Regions from separate parts of the Homo sapiens genome. Here region 1 is linked to region 2. Evidence: chromatin loops called from intact Hi-C (ENCODE). Cell type or tissue: adrenal gland. All regions are shown on one strand. Region 1 holds the start of GRIN3B (glutamate ionotropic receptor NMDA type subunit 3B). Region 2 has its middle 11 kb from the start of LINC01836.

Evidence for each region. Hi-C counts contacts between places; a loop is a spot of excess contacts. Peaks named below come from ENCODE experiments on the same cell type or tissue, not always from the same donor. Only the 100,000 strongest peaks of a DNase experiment are listed, where the experiment ranks them.
Region 1: it touches region 2 in a loop (2.6-fold over the local background); 77 of 110 quality-filtered maps call a loop at or near these places.

The regions. Positions count from the first base shown.
Region 1 is chr19:992,529-1,000,528 of GRCh38, reverse strand. WDR18 (WD repeat domain 18) reads right to left here. Exons shown (of 10, transcript NM_024100.4): 9 at 6,441-6,509; 10 at 5,972-6,316. The coding sequence ends at 6,185. GRIN3B (glutamate ionotropic receptor NMDA type subunit 3B) reads right to left here and starts at 110. Exons shown (of 9, transcript NM_138690.3): 1 at 1-110. The coding sequence starts at 91. RefSeq lists enhancers at 3,434-4,053, 5,533-6,065, 6,066-6,599. In adrenal gland, no CTCF peak of the experiment used is centred here; DNase peaks (open chromatin) are centred at 306, 4,008, 4,448 and 5,054; H3K27ac peaks cover 226 bases; H3K27me3 peaks cover 3,078 bases.
Region 2 is chr19:767,433-775,432 of GRCh38, reverse strand. No RefSeq gene overlaps it. Among named protein-coding and RNA genes, the nearest start is that of LINC01836, 11 kb to the left of the region's middle. In adrenal gland, CTCF peaks have their summits at 4,025 and 4,977 (motif pointing left); a DNase peak (open chromatin) is centred at 4,972; H3K27ac peaks cover 927 bases.

The DNA of each region.
Region 1 (8,000 bases), 230 kb before region 2:
CCAGGACGCCGCACGGCTGAGGGTGGCCCCCCGCGGACCCCGGCCCCAGCGCCAGCGCCAGGCCCAGCCACAGCGCCCGCACAAACTCCATCGCAAAGTTGTCGGCGTCGCTCGCCACGGGGCGCAACCACCGGGACCACGGCGCGGGTGGAGGGCCCCGGCCAGGTTCCGACGCGCCCTCCGCGCTCCGCCCGGGCGGCCTCCGGGTTCCCAGCAACCGCGCGGGGGGAGTGGGACGTGCCCTGCCCAGGGCGGGATGGGGGGGAAACAGTGCCTCCCAGTGGTTGTTTGAGGCCGGCGGCGGTGACACCTGGCGGGGGCCGGGGACGCCTAACCACTGCCCATCCCTGCTCTGATTCAGGCCACAGATGGAACGGAGGTGCCAGGAAAAGACTGCGCTTTAAAATTGGCCCCGACTTGCCGGGCGCGGTGGTTCACACCTGTCATCCCAGCACTTTGGGAGGCCGAGGCGGGCAGATCACGAAGTCAGGAGTTCGAGACCAGCCTGGCCAACATGGTGAAAGCCCGTCTCTACTAAAAATACAAAAATTAGCCGGGCGTGGTGGCGGGAGCCTGTAATCCCAGCTACTCGGGAGGCTGAGGCAGGAGAATCGCTTGAACCTGGAAGGCGGAGGTTGTAGTGAGCCGAGATCGTGCCACTGCACTCCAGCCTGGGCGACAGAGCGATGCTCCGTCTCAAAAAAAATAAAATAAAATAAGAAAATAAAATTGGCCCGGACGCCCACCCCGTTCCTCTCCAGGATCCCTGACCCCTTCCACCAATGTCGACCATTGCTCAGGCAGGGAAGTTGAGGCCCAGGAAGGGTCTTGCTTGTCTCGCACATCCAGGGAGCTGTCAGTTTCTAACCAGGCCAGCCCAGGGGTGTGTTCTAACATCCAGTGCACCCTGGGGAAACTGAGACAGGCATGTCTGATGGAAACCTATAGAGTAGATCTGCCCTCCAGCAGTGGGCAGGCAACTTGGGCCACAGAACTCCTCTTCACCCTTCAAAACCCAGTCCCAAATGCCCTGCCCTGAAAAACGTTCCCTGCTTGCCACTGAGAAAATGCAGAAAGCACCACTCCCTGCCCCATTTCAGTCCTGCTGCTACCCACCCCCAACCTCCACACATTTCCATAACGGCCTACCATCTTTTTGTTCATTTCCTTCTTATTTAGTGACCATCTCTTCAACTCAGCTCTGGGAGGGTTGGGGTGGGTCTGGTTTGGTTGCTGGCACACAGTAGGCACTCTATAATTGCTTGTGGCTTGAGCAACGGCCCAGACAAGGATGCTTGCTCACATGCCCCTCCTCCAGTGCTCTAGAGCCTTCCATAGCTCCCCGCTGTCTACCAGTCCCCAAGCCTGCCTATGTCCTCTGGGCCTCGGGGGGTGCCTTCTGGGGCCCTGGCATCCCACAGGCGCCTGATAGATGGGGGCGGCTGCATCCGTCTATCCATCTAGCAGAGGACCTCCTCCCTGCCCAGGCATTCCTCATCCTGTCCTCCCGACGGTGTCTCCCCAGATCCCGCGGGGCAGCAGAACAGCCGCTGTGTTGGGAACATTCAGCTCTAATTAATGGATCTACACTCCGGCGATTTTCTCACACACACACACACACACACACACACACACACACACACCCCAAACGTCATCTCCTTTTGGAGCCAGCGTTGGAGAGGTAGGAAAAAAATCCTCCATGAAATGAATAAAATGCCAAGTGCCAGCCAGTAAAATGGATTGGATTTTGAGACGACTGGGGAGGGACGGAGGGAGGGATGGCTCGGTTCCAGGAACCCGCAGGCCACCCCCTCCAGCCCCCTGGCCAGGTGTCCCCGGGGGCAGGACAAGGGGTCCCCTCCCTGGGTCTGCGAGAGGTGCTGGGTCCTGGTGTCCTCAGGGACCACTGGGGCCCCGTCCCTCCCTGGGTTCGGCTCCCTCTGAGGAGCAAGAGTTCCTAGGGGCAGAGACTGTGTCTGCCCTCCGGGAACTCACCCTCGTGCCCTGCCTCAGTTTCCCCATCTGTACACGGGCAACAGTAGGCGTTCCTACTCCCAGCTGCCATGTGGAACAAGTGGCCACGTGGAGGAGACTTTTAAAAAATGTTTTATTGTGGGAAAATAGTCATAACATGAAACCTGCCATCTTGGCCATTTCTAGGTGCACAGCTCAGGCACATTAAGCACACTCCTTGCTATGTAGCCCTTACCACCCTCCTGTCCAGAACTTTCTCATCTTCCCAAACTGAAACTCTGTCCCCAGGGGACACTCACTCCCCGTCCCCTCCCCAGCCCTGACGCCTCCTATCCTCTCCGTCTCTGTGAATCTGACAACTCTAGGGACCTCCTAGGAGTGGAATCAGACAGGACGTGTCCTTTTGTGTCTGGCGTCTCTCACTGAGTGTGATGTCCTCAAGGTGCAACCATGCTCTGGCCTGTGTCTGAGCCTCACTTATTTTATTTTTTTAATTTTGAGACTGCACCTCGCTCTGTTGCCCAGACTGGAGCGCAGTAGTGAGATCATAGCTCACTGCAGCCTCAACCTCCTGGGCTCAAGCGATCCTCCTGCCTTGATTTCCCAAGTAGCGGGGACCACAGGTGCACACCACACCTGGCTAAAATTTATATTTTTTGAAGAGATGGGGTTTTGTAGAGATGTTGCCCAGGCTGGTCTTAAACTCCTGTGCTCAAGCGATTATCCTGCCTCAGCTCCCACAGTGCTGGAATACAGGGTGAGCTACTGCATTGAGCCTTCTCGTTCTTTTACAAGGCTGAATAATATTCCACTGTGCAGAGGACTCGTGTTGTGGTGACCCATCCAACCGCTGATGGACACCTGGTTTCCCCAACTTTTTTTTTTTTTTTTTTTTTTGAGACGGAGTCTTGCTCTGTCACCTGGGCTGGAGTGCAGGGGGGCAATCTCAGCTCACTGCAACCTCCACCGCCCAGGTTCAAGCAATTCTGCCTTAAGCCTCCCAAGTAGCTGGGATTACAGGCACGTGCCACGACACCTGGCTAATTTTTGTATCTTTAGTAGAGATGGGGTTTCACCATGTTGGCCGGGCTGGTCTCCTGACCTCAGGTGGTCTACCGGCCTTGGCCTCCAACAGTGCTGGGATGACAGGCGTGAGCCACGGCGCCTGGCCTTCCCCCACTTTTTGGCTGTGGGGATGGAGCTGTTGTGAGCTTGGTGTGTGGATCATTTCAAAACCCCGCTCCTCATTCCCAAACCCCGCTCCTCATTCCCAAACCCCGCTCCTCATTCCCAAACCCTGCTCCTCATTCCCTTGGGTATATACCCAGAAGTGGACTCGCTGGGTCCAACCTTAACGCTGTTTAATTTTTTAAGAACCTGACAGAATGGCCAGGTGCAGTGGCTCACGCCTGTAATCCCAGCACTTTGGGAGGCTGAGGCGGGTGGATCACCTGAGGTCAGGAGCTCGAGACCAGCCTGGCCAACATGGTGAAACCCCGTCTCTACTAAAAATACAAAAATTAGCCTGATGTGGTGGTGGGCGCCTGTAATCCCAGCTACTTGGGAGGCTGAGGCAGGGGAATGGCATGAACCCGGGAGGCAGAAGTTGCAGTGAACGGAGACCGGGCCACTGCACTCCAGCCTGGGGGAAAGAGTGAGACTCAGTCTCAAAAAAACAAAAACAAAAACAAAAACAAACAAAAAACCTGCCAGACTATTTTCACAGTGGATGCCCCATTTTATGTCCGCACCAGGGCACGGGAAGGCTGTGGCTTCCCCACCTCCTCGCGCATGATGTTTTCTGCTCTCAGCTTTGCTGGCAGCTGTCCCGGCGCCCGCAAGCGCACCTCACTGTGGTCTGCACAGTCAAGCCCCGCCAGCCGCCAGGTCACCTGTGCACACCGGCGTCCCCGCTCGTCAACGCCTTGGCCTCCCCAGTCCCGGCGCCGTCCCTCTGAGAATCTGTGGGGCCTCCGGGGGCGGGGGGTCTGAACGATGACGTCACCACTGTTTCCATCGCACCCAGACCGGCAATTACGACGCAGGGTGGAGCCGCGGTGCCTGAGCACGTCTGGGAGCTCTGGGCCGAGAGGGTGATGACGGTGCGGGAGCGGGCGTGGAGAGGCACCGAGGGGGCTTGTGTCCAAGGACCCAGCGTGCAGGGGCACATGGAGGGAAACGCAGGGAATGAGGCGTGAGCTCCTGCCGCCCCCGCCCAGCTCCCAGCCGACCCGCCGGGGGACGACCCCTTTCTGGAGACAAGAACGTCGAGTCCGACCCGGCCAGGTGTCGCCTGTCTGAGGCCACCGGGCGATTTTCGGGCCCTGCCCCACGGTGAACTCTAACCCTGTTCTGCAGCCTGCGGAGAGGGCAGCCGACCTCAGCCCCGGACGGCCGCGTGGTGCAGGCAGCTGCGAAGTGACCTGGATGTTCGTGCCTGGCTCACCTTGGGCTCTTGCAGCGGCTGGAGCCGAGTCCGGGCCCTGGGAGCCCCAGGCAGCTGTCCCTCTACGGCTCTGCGCACCCTCACCCCGCCCTGGCACCAGCCACAGGGTTGTGCCGATACCCTTGAGTTGGTGGTTGGGGGTCCTGATTGGTGCTGGGAGGGAAATTTGGGAGCCTTTGGGTGGTGATGCGGAGGGGGGCAGGGGTCGTGGGAATGGCTCCAGGGGAACAGTAGGTACAGACCCAGGGAGATCAGCCAACCCCAAGGGACCCCCCAGCTGCCTCACCCCAAATCCGCGTGCTCCCCGCAGGCAGGACCCAGCCTTGCAGGTCAGCAGAGTGAGTGGTTCATGATGGAAAAGGAACAAGCTGGCCGTGCGCCCAGGGGGAAGGGACCCTGGAGTGGTTCTCAGGGCTCGGAGCAGCCGAGGCAGATGTCAGTGCCAGGTGAGGGCCCAGCTGCCCTGATGCAGTGTGGCCAGGCTGCCAGCCGAGAGGACTCAGAGCCCCATAGAGGGGACAAGAACACAAATTAGCCTAAAAGCATGAACTCAGCGCTGGCGGCTGGCTGGACTGCGGTCATTACCACGCCCGCTAAATCACACGGATTTTCTGGATCGTTAGGTAGGACTGTCAGTCGGGAGCAGCTTTCTGGAAGGTTCTGGGCTTCTGGGCTGGGATCCAGGCGCTGGGTGGCAGCGTCCCCAGGGCAGCAGGGCCTGACCTCCCTCAAGCCCTTGATACCCACAAGCACGGCTTGTGGTGTGGCAGGGGTCCAACTCCCTCTGGGGACCGGCTCAGATCGGGACACCACCCCCAGACCTGCTCCTGACCCATCTGACGGTCCCAGCCTGCAGTGGCCACCTTTGCTGGGTGGGGCAAGCCACCTCTGCCTGGGGAGGCCGTGGCACCTTTTGCCCGGAGAACCACCCTGGGTTCACCCTTGGGCGGCTCCAGCTGGGCCCTGGGGAAGCCAGCAGGGGCCCCAAGGCACCCGAGGGATGCACTGGGAGGAGCCTGTGCTCCAAGGCCCCACCCACACCAGCTCCCTCCTCCTGCCTGGTCCTGAGCCCTGCGTTTCCACAGGGACCAGGGACCCCCGAAACCCTCCCTGAGAGCTGGGTCCTGCACCCGGGGAAACCCCTCAACCCTGGCGGCTGGGTCCACCCCCAAACGTCCCCAGGCCCGTCTCTCTACACCAAGCCACCTCCTTCCGGGACCCCACAGGGCTGTCTCCACTCAGACCCCCTGCACAGCAGACCGGAGGGGCCTGGCTTCCCGGTTCCTTCCTCAATCCCACCACCCCGGTCCAGCGCCTTCTCGGGAGGGGGCGGCCATGCAAAGGCCCTCGGGCAACAGAGCAGAGTCAGAACTGCAGGTGCTCGGGGCTCCCTCTTAAAGCCGCCCCCGCGAGGCCTAGGTTGGTTAAGGCCCCCACCTCCGGACAGAGGGTGCCGAGTGGGGCTGGGGTCCCAGCTGGGCCGAGCAGCAGGGGAGCTGTGTTGCACGCAGCACCAGGCCACACCCGGACACAAGGAGGCCGGAGAGGAGGGGCTTTTCATCCTCTTTTGTTAAAAACAGACTAGCACCACTGTGACGCGTGCCACGAGACACCAAGACGGCCCAGTCACAGAGGAAAAACCCGAACACGACACAGAACTGAGGAGAGTCCAGGCCTGGGCTGGTGGGGGCCACACCCGCGGGCCCTGGTTGCTGGGAGGCATGGGGCTCAGGCCTGGGCGCCTCGGGCCGGGGTCTCCGGGCCTCACTTGGCCGGCCGCGTGATGAAGCGCGTGGAGAAGTCGAACAGGTCCCGATTGATCTTGCGCAGGTTGCGCACCTCGTCCTCCAGCTCCGTCACACGGACGCGCAGCTGGTCCTGGCCGCCGAGCACGCTCTGCGGGAGAAGTCGGGGTCAGAGGGCAGAAGTGGCCTGGGGTGTGCTGGAGGGGGGCCACTCACCCCCACTGGCCAGGACTGACCCCAGCCTCAGGCCCCGCCCCTCCCGAGGCCCCGCCCACCTTCTCCATGGTGCTGCACAGGACGGCCTGCAGCTGCTCCGTGCGGTCCAGGTAGCTGGGCTCCGAGCCCTGTAACACAGGGAGCCACGTGACCTCGGGGCGCGTCCTGTCACACACCACACGCTTTGCCCATCCCACCCCCGCCAGCGTGGGCAGCCACTCAGCCAGGGAGGGGCCACCGTGACGCCCACAGACAGAAGGGAAGACTGAGACGGGGGCGTTCACCTCCGTCGAGCCTGCAGATGACAACCCTGACCCTGGCCATGCAGTCATTACCCAGCGCCTCAGATCCTCCACGACTGCGCCCAAGGATGTGGCTGGGGATGGGGGTGCAGATGGCCACACCACAGACAGGGGCCTGGGCCAGACCTGGAAGGACCCGCAAGCCCAGGGAAGGCTCTGGGACACAGGGCCTGGCGAGGGCCTCACAGACAGTGAGCACCTCCAGCCATGGGGAGAGCCTGGCCGGCCCAGCAAGGCCACTGCCCTGTACAGAGGAACCAGTTACATGGAGGGACGTTGCTGGGGGATCAGAGGTCGGGAACCCGCCTCCTGGACGAAGCGCCTTGGGCCCCAGCAGCGCCTGTCTGTGGGACAGGCCAACATTCCAGTGTCAGCTGGATTGGAACAAGGGTCACAGAGGACTAGCAGCCGTCACGGGAGGAAGGGAGCCAGGTGGGGCGGCTAGGGAAAGGTGGCGGCATTACCGGAGGGCATGGCCTGGCCCCCTCCGGAATCCCACTGTGGCCAACTAGGTGGGGTTCTAGGGAGAGCGCTTGGCTGGGCAGGAATCGTGGGAACCGCTGCTGCCCTAGGAGGAGGCAGTGGCCGGGCAGGCGCCCTAGCGTGGAGCTGGCTCTGCCGCTGGAGGCCTGTTTTCACTCCGAAAGTTCCGGCACTTTCTGAACAAAAAGCTCGCCCCTCCTTGCGCCCACGCTGTTAGCAGTCAGTCCAGCCTGTGCTCCTGGCCTCCTTGCAGTCTGAGGGGCCTTGCGGATGCCCAGACGGTGGCGGTCCCCTGCCTGCCCGCCCCAAGCCCACTGGTAGATGTGGGAAAACAGAGTGTCACTCCATGAGGAAGCACGGACAAGGGAGATAACGGCATCTCCTGGTGCAGGGCCTGTCAGGCCATCAGGCTGTCGGGCACCCTCCAGATAAAAAAATCAATCTGTACTCAGGTAAGAAGAGGGCGCGTGGGGAGAAGTGCCAAGCGCCAGAGCCCAGCGAGGGACACAGACAGTGACGTGAGACACCAAGGACGCAGGCAGCTCATCGAAGGTCGGGGAGTGAGGCGGAAACACACTGGGAAGCCTCCCCAGGCCCAAGGAACCCCCAGCCCCCACCCCAGCCCAGCCCAGCCAACCACACTGGCTTCTATGAGGGTCTTGGGGCTGGGGTGGGAAGTGTTCCGGAAGTCACTCTACCCTCAGAAGGTAAGGGAGCCCACCCTAGTACCTGCACAGAGCGGGGGTCGGTGCTGAGCTGCAGGGAGTGAGGGCGTGACTGTGGCCAGGCCGAGAGGCTGCCCCCAGCCCACGTGGGAGCCACCTGCAGCCACCA
Region 2 (8,000 bases):
CACACTGCTGGCTGCCCTTCCAGCACTCACTGACCCCAGGGAAGGCTTGGGAGGCCCCAGAAGTGGATCCCGGGGAGGGGACTTGGGCAGCCCCCAGCTCAGGCCACCAGCATGGTCTGGGGGAGTGTCTGTAGGGGTACAGTCCTCACTCTGGACTGCTCCGCCACATGCATGAGTCACCTGTCCAGGCAGCACCCAGAGTGGACAAAACATAAACCATGGCCTCCCCATCTCCAGCACCATCTGTCTGGCTTAGCAGGAAACAGGGTTTGCAACCTCAAATTGAGGGTTCCAGGCCAAACCCTCAGATTTGCTCAGAAATATCCTAACATGGGCCGGGCGCGGTGGCTCACGCCTGTAATCCCAGCACTTTAGGGGACCAAGGCGGGCGGATCATGAGGTCAGGAGATCAAGACCATCCTGGGTAACACGGTGAAACCCCGTCTCTACTAAAAATACAAAAAATTAGCTGGGCGTGGTGGTGGGCACCTGTAATTCCAGCTACTTGGGAGGCTGAGGCAGGAGATGGCATGAACCTGGGAGGCGGAGCTTGTAGTGAGCCGAGATGGCTCCGCTGCACTCCAGCCTGGGTGACAGAGCGAGACTCTCAAAAAAAAAAAAAAAGAAAAGAAAAGAAAAGAAAAAAAGAAATATCCTAACATGGCCAGGCACAGTGGCTCATGCCTGTAATCCCAGAACTTTGGGATGCCAAGGCAGGCGGATCTCGAAGTTAGGAGTTCAAGACCAGCCTGGCCAACATGGTGAAACCTGGTCTCTACTAAACATACACAAAATTAGCTGGGCGTGGTGGCACCCACCTGTAATCCCAGCTACTCAGGAGGCCGAGGCAGAAGAGACGCTTGAGCCTGGGAGAGATTGTCCCACTGCATTCTAACCTGGGTGATAGAGTGAGACTCCATCTAAAAAAAAAAAAATTGCATTTTATTTTGAACAAATGAGTTTGTCCAAAGACACCATTAAGAGACTCAAAAGGGGCCAGGCACTGTGGCTCATGCCTGTAATCCCAGCACTTTGGGAGGCCGAGGCGGGTGGATCATGAGGTCAGGAGTTCAAGACCAGCCTGGCCAACATGGTGAAACCCCGTATCTACTAAAAATACAAAAATTAGCCGGGTGTGGTGGCAGGCGCCTCAGAAAAAAAAAAAAAAAAAAAAAAAAAGAAGAAGACTCAAAAGGAAAGTGCCAGACTGGGAGAAGGTACTAGCTAGCAGTGCATAATGTAATCAAGGACTCAGGTCCAGAATATATAAAGAACTCCCACAAATCAACAGGAAAATAAACAAACCAATTTGTTTTTGTTTTTTTTTTTTTTTTTGAGATGGAGTCTCGCTCTGTCACCCAGGCTGGAGTGCAGTGGCAGGATCTCGGCTCACTGCAACCTCTGCCTCCCAGGTTCAAGCGATTCCCCTGCCTCAGCCTCCTGAGTAGCTGGGATTACAGGCGCCCGTCACCATGCCCAGCTAATTTTTTGTATTTTAGTAGAGACGAGGTTTCACCATGTTGGTCAGGATGGTCTCAATCTCCTGACCTTGTGATCCGCCTGCCTTGGCCTCCCAAAGTGTTGGGATTACAGGCATGAGCCACTGCGCCCTTATTTTTTATTTTGTTTTGAGATGGAGTTTTGCTCTTATTGCTGAGGCTGGAGTGAAGTGGTACAATCTTGGCTCACTGCAACCTCCGCCTCCCGGGTTCAAGCGATTCTCCTGCCTCAGCCTCCCGAGTAGCTGGGACTACAGGCATGTGCCATGGCACCCGGCCCTAATTTTTGTATTTTTAGTAGAGACAAGGTTTCACCATGTTGGCCAGGCTGGTCTCAAACTGCTCACCTCAGGTGATCTGCCTGCCTTGGCCTCCCAAAGTGCTGGGATTACAGGCCTGAGCCACCTGTGAATTTATTGAGGGTGTTGGGAAATACCAGCCACAGAGGAGGATGCCTTGGTCACCTACTCAGGCCAGGATCACCCACCCCCTCTCCGGTGAGAGGCTGAGCACAGAGAGGTGGAGAAACTCACCCATAGCACCGAGGCCATCAGGGGACAGCCTGAGCTCTAACCTGCATCCAGGGGCCCTGGAGCTGGTCTCTCCCTGGCAGATCCCCAGAGCCGGCGCTATGCTTTAGGAGCCAGGAGCCAGTCCTCAAGCTCTTCAGGACTGTCCGGCCCCCAGCTGGCCATGCCTCGCTGCTCCTCACGGGCTGCCGGGCAGGAAACCAGAGCTCTGTTCTCGGATAGGGCAGGAGGCTGAGGCCAGGTGGGTGGGGCACCCAGCCCCTCACTCCCAGGCAGCCCCCTTCTCCATCCCTCTATCCCGCCAGCATTTGCTCCACACCTGCCCCGTGCGGGACTGGGGCTGGGCACAGCCTCTGGTGGCCTCATTTGGCTTGGGGTTGGTGTCCTGGGGACCCTGACTGGGGGGCCCTCCTGCTTGCCTGCACAGCCGGAAGTCTGAATCTAGGCCCCACGGGCCCCTTCTCTGGTTGAGACTCCATCAGCTGCGCAATCCAGTTTCCTCAGGCGGCTCCCTCTGGGCCTCAGTTTGCTGGTCTGTGAAATGGGAATAATAAACATTTTTTGCTGGGTGCAGTGACTCACACCTGTAATCCCAGCACTTTGGGAGGGTGAGGCGGGCAGATCACCTGCAGTCAGGAGTTCGAGACCACCCTGGCCAACATGGCGAAACTCTGTCTCTACTAAAAATACAAAATTAGCCGGGTGTGGTGGCATGTGCCTGTAATCCCAGCTACTCAGGAGGCTGAAGCAGGAGAATTGCTTGAACCCAGGAGGTGGAGGTTGCAGTGAGCCGAGATCTCACCACTGCACTCTAGCCTGTGCGACAGAGCAAGACTCCATTTCAAAAAAAAAAAAAAAATGAGCCCATGATTTTGTTCTCTCCCCTGGTCACCCTAAGTAGAGATGGAGTCTCTCTACGTTGGCCAGGCTAGTCTCCAACTCCTGAGCTCAAGTGAGCCTCCTGCCTCAGCCTCCAGAAGTGCTAGGATCACAGGCATGAGCCACTGAGCCCTGCCCAGCTATTTATTCTGCCATATTTACTGAGCAACAGCTGTGTGATGAGGGGAGCGTTCACCAAAGCCTTGAAAGAAGTGAAGAAATGAACCCAGTGGGTACCTAGGGAAGGGAAACCAGGCAGAGGACATGGCCGTGCAAAGGCCCTGGGGCCGGACCTCACCTGGGGAGGCAAAGGCCCTGGGGCAGGACCCCGCCTGGCAAGTTGGAGGAACAGGGAGGAGGCCCGTGTGGCTGGAGCAGAGGAAGGGGGGAGACAGGGAGGAGGGAGAGTAGAGAGGGGACTGGGCAGAGGAGGGGGAGACAGGGAGGAGGGAGAGGAGAGAGGGGACTGGGCAGAGGGGGAGACAGGGAAGAGGGAGAGGAGAGAGGGGACTGGGCAGAGGAGGAGGGGGAGACAGGGAGGAGGGAGGGGGAGACAGGGAGGAAGGAGAGGAGAGGGGACTGGGCAGAGGAGGAGGGAGAGACAGGGAGGAGGGAGAGGAGAGAGGGGACTGGGCAGAGGAGGAGGGGGAGACAGGGAGGAGGGAGGGGGAGACAGGGAGGAAGGAGAGGAGAGGGGACTGGGCAGAGGAGGAGGGGGAGACAGGGAGGAGGGAGAGGAGAGAGGGGACTGGGTAGAGGAGGAGGGGGAGAAAGGGAGGAGGGAGAGGAGAGAGGGGACTGGGTAGAGGAGGAGGGGGAGATAGGGAGGAGGGAGAGGAGAGAGGGGACTGGGTAGAGGAGGAGGGGGAGATAGGGAGGGAGGAGGGAGAGGAGAGAGGGAGGAGGGAGAGGAGAGAGGGGACTGGGCAGAGGAGGAGGGGGAGACAGGGAGGAGGGAGAGTAGACAGAGGAGGGAGAGGAGAGAGGGGACTGGGCAGAGCCTTGTGGGCTGCACGGAGGACTTGGGCTTCTACCCAGAGGGAAATGGGAGCCATGGAGGGCTGTGGGCAGAGCAGGGACACCCCCAGTCAGCCTCACAGGCGCCCTCTGGCTGCTGTGGAAGAGCCACCGCACTCGGCCACTTCCGGCTAATTTTATTTATTTATTTTTATTTTTATTTTTGAGACGGAGTCTCACTCTGTCGCCCAGGCTGGAGTGCAGTGGCTCGATCTCGGCTCACTGCAAGCTCCGCCTCCTCCCAGGTTCAAGTGATTCTCCTGCCTCAGCCTCCTGAGTAGCTGGGACTACAGGTGCCCCCCACCACACCCGGCTAATTTTTTTGTATTTTTAGTAGAGACAGGGTTTCACCTTGTTAGCCAGGATGGTCTCAATCTCCTGACCTCGTGATCCGAGGGCCTCGGCCTCCCAAAGTGCTGGGATTACAGGTGTGAGCCACCGCGCCCGGCCCTGCGGGCTCTGTTTTCAACCTCTAAATAGTTGGTCAGGGCTGGGCTCGATGGCTCACACCAGTAATCCCAGCACTTTGTGGGGATGAGGCAGGAGGATCACTTGAGGAGTTCAAGACCAGCTTGGGAAACATGGTGAGAACCCCATCTCTACAAATAATTTTTTTTTAGATGGAGTCTCACTCTGTCATCTCTACAAATAATTTTTTTTTTTAGATGGAGTCTTCCTCTGTCACCCAGGCTGGAGTGCAATGGCTCAATCTCAGCTCACTGCAACCTCCACCTCCCAGGTTCAAGCAATTCTCCTGCCTCAGCTTCCTGAGTAGCTGGGATTACAGGTGAACGCCATCACACCCGGCTATTTTTTTTTTTTTTTTTAAGTAGAGACGGGGTTTTGCCACGTTGGCCAGGCTGGTCTTGAACTCCTGACCTCAAGTGATCCACCCGTCTTGGCCTCCCGAAGTGCTGGGATTACAGGCGTGAGCCACCGCGCCCGGCCCTGTCCAGGCTTTCAAGGAGCACTAAGCAAACACCATCCGGTTACGGGAATGAGAAGGTGAGAGTGGCGGCAGGTGCGTTTTCTCCCTGGCGGGGCGAGGGCCGCGGCTGCATCCTTGGTGTTTGCCGCCCTCTGGTGGCAGCGTGCATCGGCTCCTCTCCGGCTCACACCAGAAAGTCACATGGAAGTCATTGTCTGGTGACAATTCGTTAATTTACTTGGTCAGAACCAACATTCATTCTTTTTTTTTTTTTTTTTTTTTTTTGAGACGGAGTCTCGCTCTGTCGCCCAGGCTGGAGTGCAGTGGCGCGATCTCGGCTCACTGCAAGCTCCACCTCCTGGGTTCACCCCACTCTCCTGCGTCAGCCTCCCGAGTAGCTGGGATTACAGGCGCCCACCACCACGCCCGGCTAATTGTTTGTATTTTTAGTAGAGACGGAGTTTCACCATGTTAGCCAGGATGGTCTTGATCTCCTGACCTCGTGATCCGCCCGCCTCGGCCTCCCAGAGTGCTGGGATTACAGGCGTGAGCCACCGCACCTGGCCTCAACATTCATTCTTATTCCTCACTGATTTTCACCAGGTGCCCGGTGACCCTCATGACGTCCCCCAGGGCAGGGATGTCAATGTGGCGACTTCACTTACAGATAAGGACACTGAGGCTGGGAGAGGGGTAGGCCTTGCCCAGGGTCCCTCAGGGGCATGTGGCAGAGCTGGGAATCTGTCCTGGGCTTGGAGCCTGAGCTCCCAACACCGAAGGAACCTGAGGATGCTGTGTGGCACCTGGAACCAGCTGAGCCTGAAGCTGGCCCTACATTGATGTTTCAGTTACGGGAACCCATAAAGCCTAGTTTTGCCAAAGTCAGTCTGAGTTATGTTTGCTTGTGTCCTCTCCTAAATCTCTTTATTTTATTTATTTATTTATTTATTTATTTTTGAGACGAAGTCTTGCTCTGTTGCCCAGGCCGGAGTGTAGTGGCGCGATCTCAGCTCACTGCAACCTCCATCTCCCGGGTTTAAGTGATTCTCGTGTCTCAGCCTCCTGAGTAGCTGGGACTAGGCACGCGCTACCACGCCTGGCTAATTTTTTTTATTTTTATTTATTTTTTATTTATTTATTTTTATTTTTTGAGATGGAGTCTCGCTCTTGTTGCCCAGCCTGGAGTGCAATGGTGCGATCTCGGCTTACCACGATCTTTGCCTCCTGGGTTCAAGTGATTCTCCTGCCTCAGCCTCCCGAGTAGCTGGGATTACAGACACCTGCCACCACGCCCAGCTAATTTTTTGTATTTCCTAGAGACAGGGTTTCACCATGTTGGTCACGCTGGTCTCAAACTCCTGACCTCAGGTGATCCACCTCCTGCCTCAGCTTCCCAAAATGCCAGGATTACAGGCATGAGCTACCATGCCTGGCCCCTGCAGGGTTAATTAAAATGGAGTTGAGGCCAGGTGCAGTGTCTCACGCCTGTAACCCCAGCACTTTGGGAGGCTGAGGCGGGTGGATCATCTGAGGTCTGGAGTTCCAGACCATCCTGCCCAACATGGAGAAACCCCGTCTCTACTAAAAATACAAAAATTAGCCAGGCGTGGTGGTGGGTGCCTGTAATCCCAGTTACTCCGGGGGTTGAGGCAGGAGAATCGCTTGAACCCAGGAGGCAGAGGTTGTGGTGAGCTGAGATTGCGCCGCTGCACTCCAGCCTGGGCAACAGCGTGAGACTCTGTCTCAAAAAACCAAACAAACAAAAAAGAGAATTCTCCTCCTTTCCCTGGCATATCATGATACACTGAGCCAGGAGGAAACCAGGAAAGAATATGAACTCCCTCCTGCTAGCAGCGAGCGCCAGCGGACAGTTTTGCCCGCCCCAAAGGCCTCTGTGATTGCTGTGATGTCCGCAGACCTTCCAGACACGCTCTCCCGCCCCTGGAAATTTCACTAGGAATTCGTCTAAACCTCTCACAGAGTAACTTCTGGAATGTGTCTGCTCAGCAGGCAGAATTCTGTCTGATTTTCCAAGGGGCTGACTCATTACAGGAATTAAACTAAATCTTTTTTTTTGAGCACAGTCTTGCTCTGTCGCCCAGGCTGGAGTGCCGTGGCGCGATCTTGGCTCACTGCAACCTCCGCCTCTCGGGTTCAAGCGATTCTCCTGCCTCAGCCTCCCGAGTAATTGGGATTACAGGTGCGCACCACTGCGCCCGGCTAATTTTTGTATTTTTAGTAGAGACAGGGTTTCACCACATTGGCCAGGCTGGTCTCGATCTCCTGACCTTGTGATCCGCCCGCCTCGGCCTCCCAAAATGGTGGGATTACAGGTGTGAGTGACTGTGCCCGGCAAACTAAATCTTAAAAAAACAGGACAGAATAGGCCGGGCGAGGTGGCTCACGCCTGTAATCCCAGCACTTTGGGAGGCTGAGGCAAGTGGATCACCTGGAGTCAGGAGTTCGAGACCAGCCTGGCCAATATGGAGAAACCCTGTCTCTACTAAAAGTACAAAATTAGCTGGGTATGGTGGGGGCGTGGGCCTGTAATCCCAGCTACTCGAGAGGCTGAGGCAGGAGAATCACTGGAATTCAGGAGGCAGAGGTTTCGGTGAGCCGAGATCACGCACTCCAGCCTGGGCAAATGGAGCGAAACTTTATCTCAAACAAACAAAAGGACAGAATAATACAAGATGAAAGTGCACATTTTCTTTTTATTTTTAAATTAATTAATTAATTCTTTAGGACGGAGCCTTGTTCTGTCGCCCAGGCCGGAGTGCAGTGGCACAATCTTGGCTCAGTGCAACCTCCACCTCCTGGGTTCAAAGGATTCTCCTGCCTCGGCCTCCCGGGTAGCTGGGATTACAGGCGCCCACCACCACACCTGACTATTTTTTGTATTTTTAGTAGAGACGGGGTTTCACCATGTTGGCCAGGCTGGTCTCAAACTCCTGACCTCAGGTGATCCGCCCGCTTCAGCCTCCCAAAGTGTTGGGATTACAGGTGTGAGCCACTGCATCTGGCTTCTCTTGGTCTTCTGCTGAGTGAGCAAGTCCCCAAGGACTTGGGGACAGATGTGAGGTGGAGCCCTGAGTGATTTGCTGAAGTGACTTCTGGGGTACAGGGGCTACACTGTTGGAGTCTGCG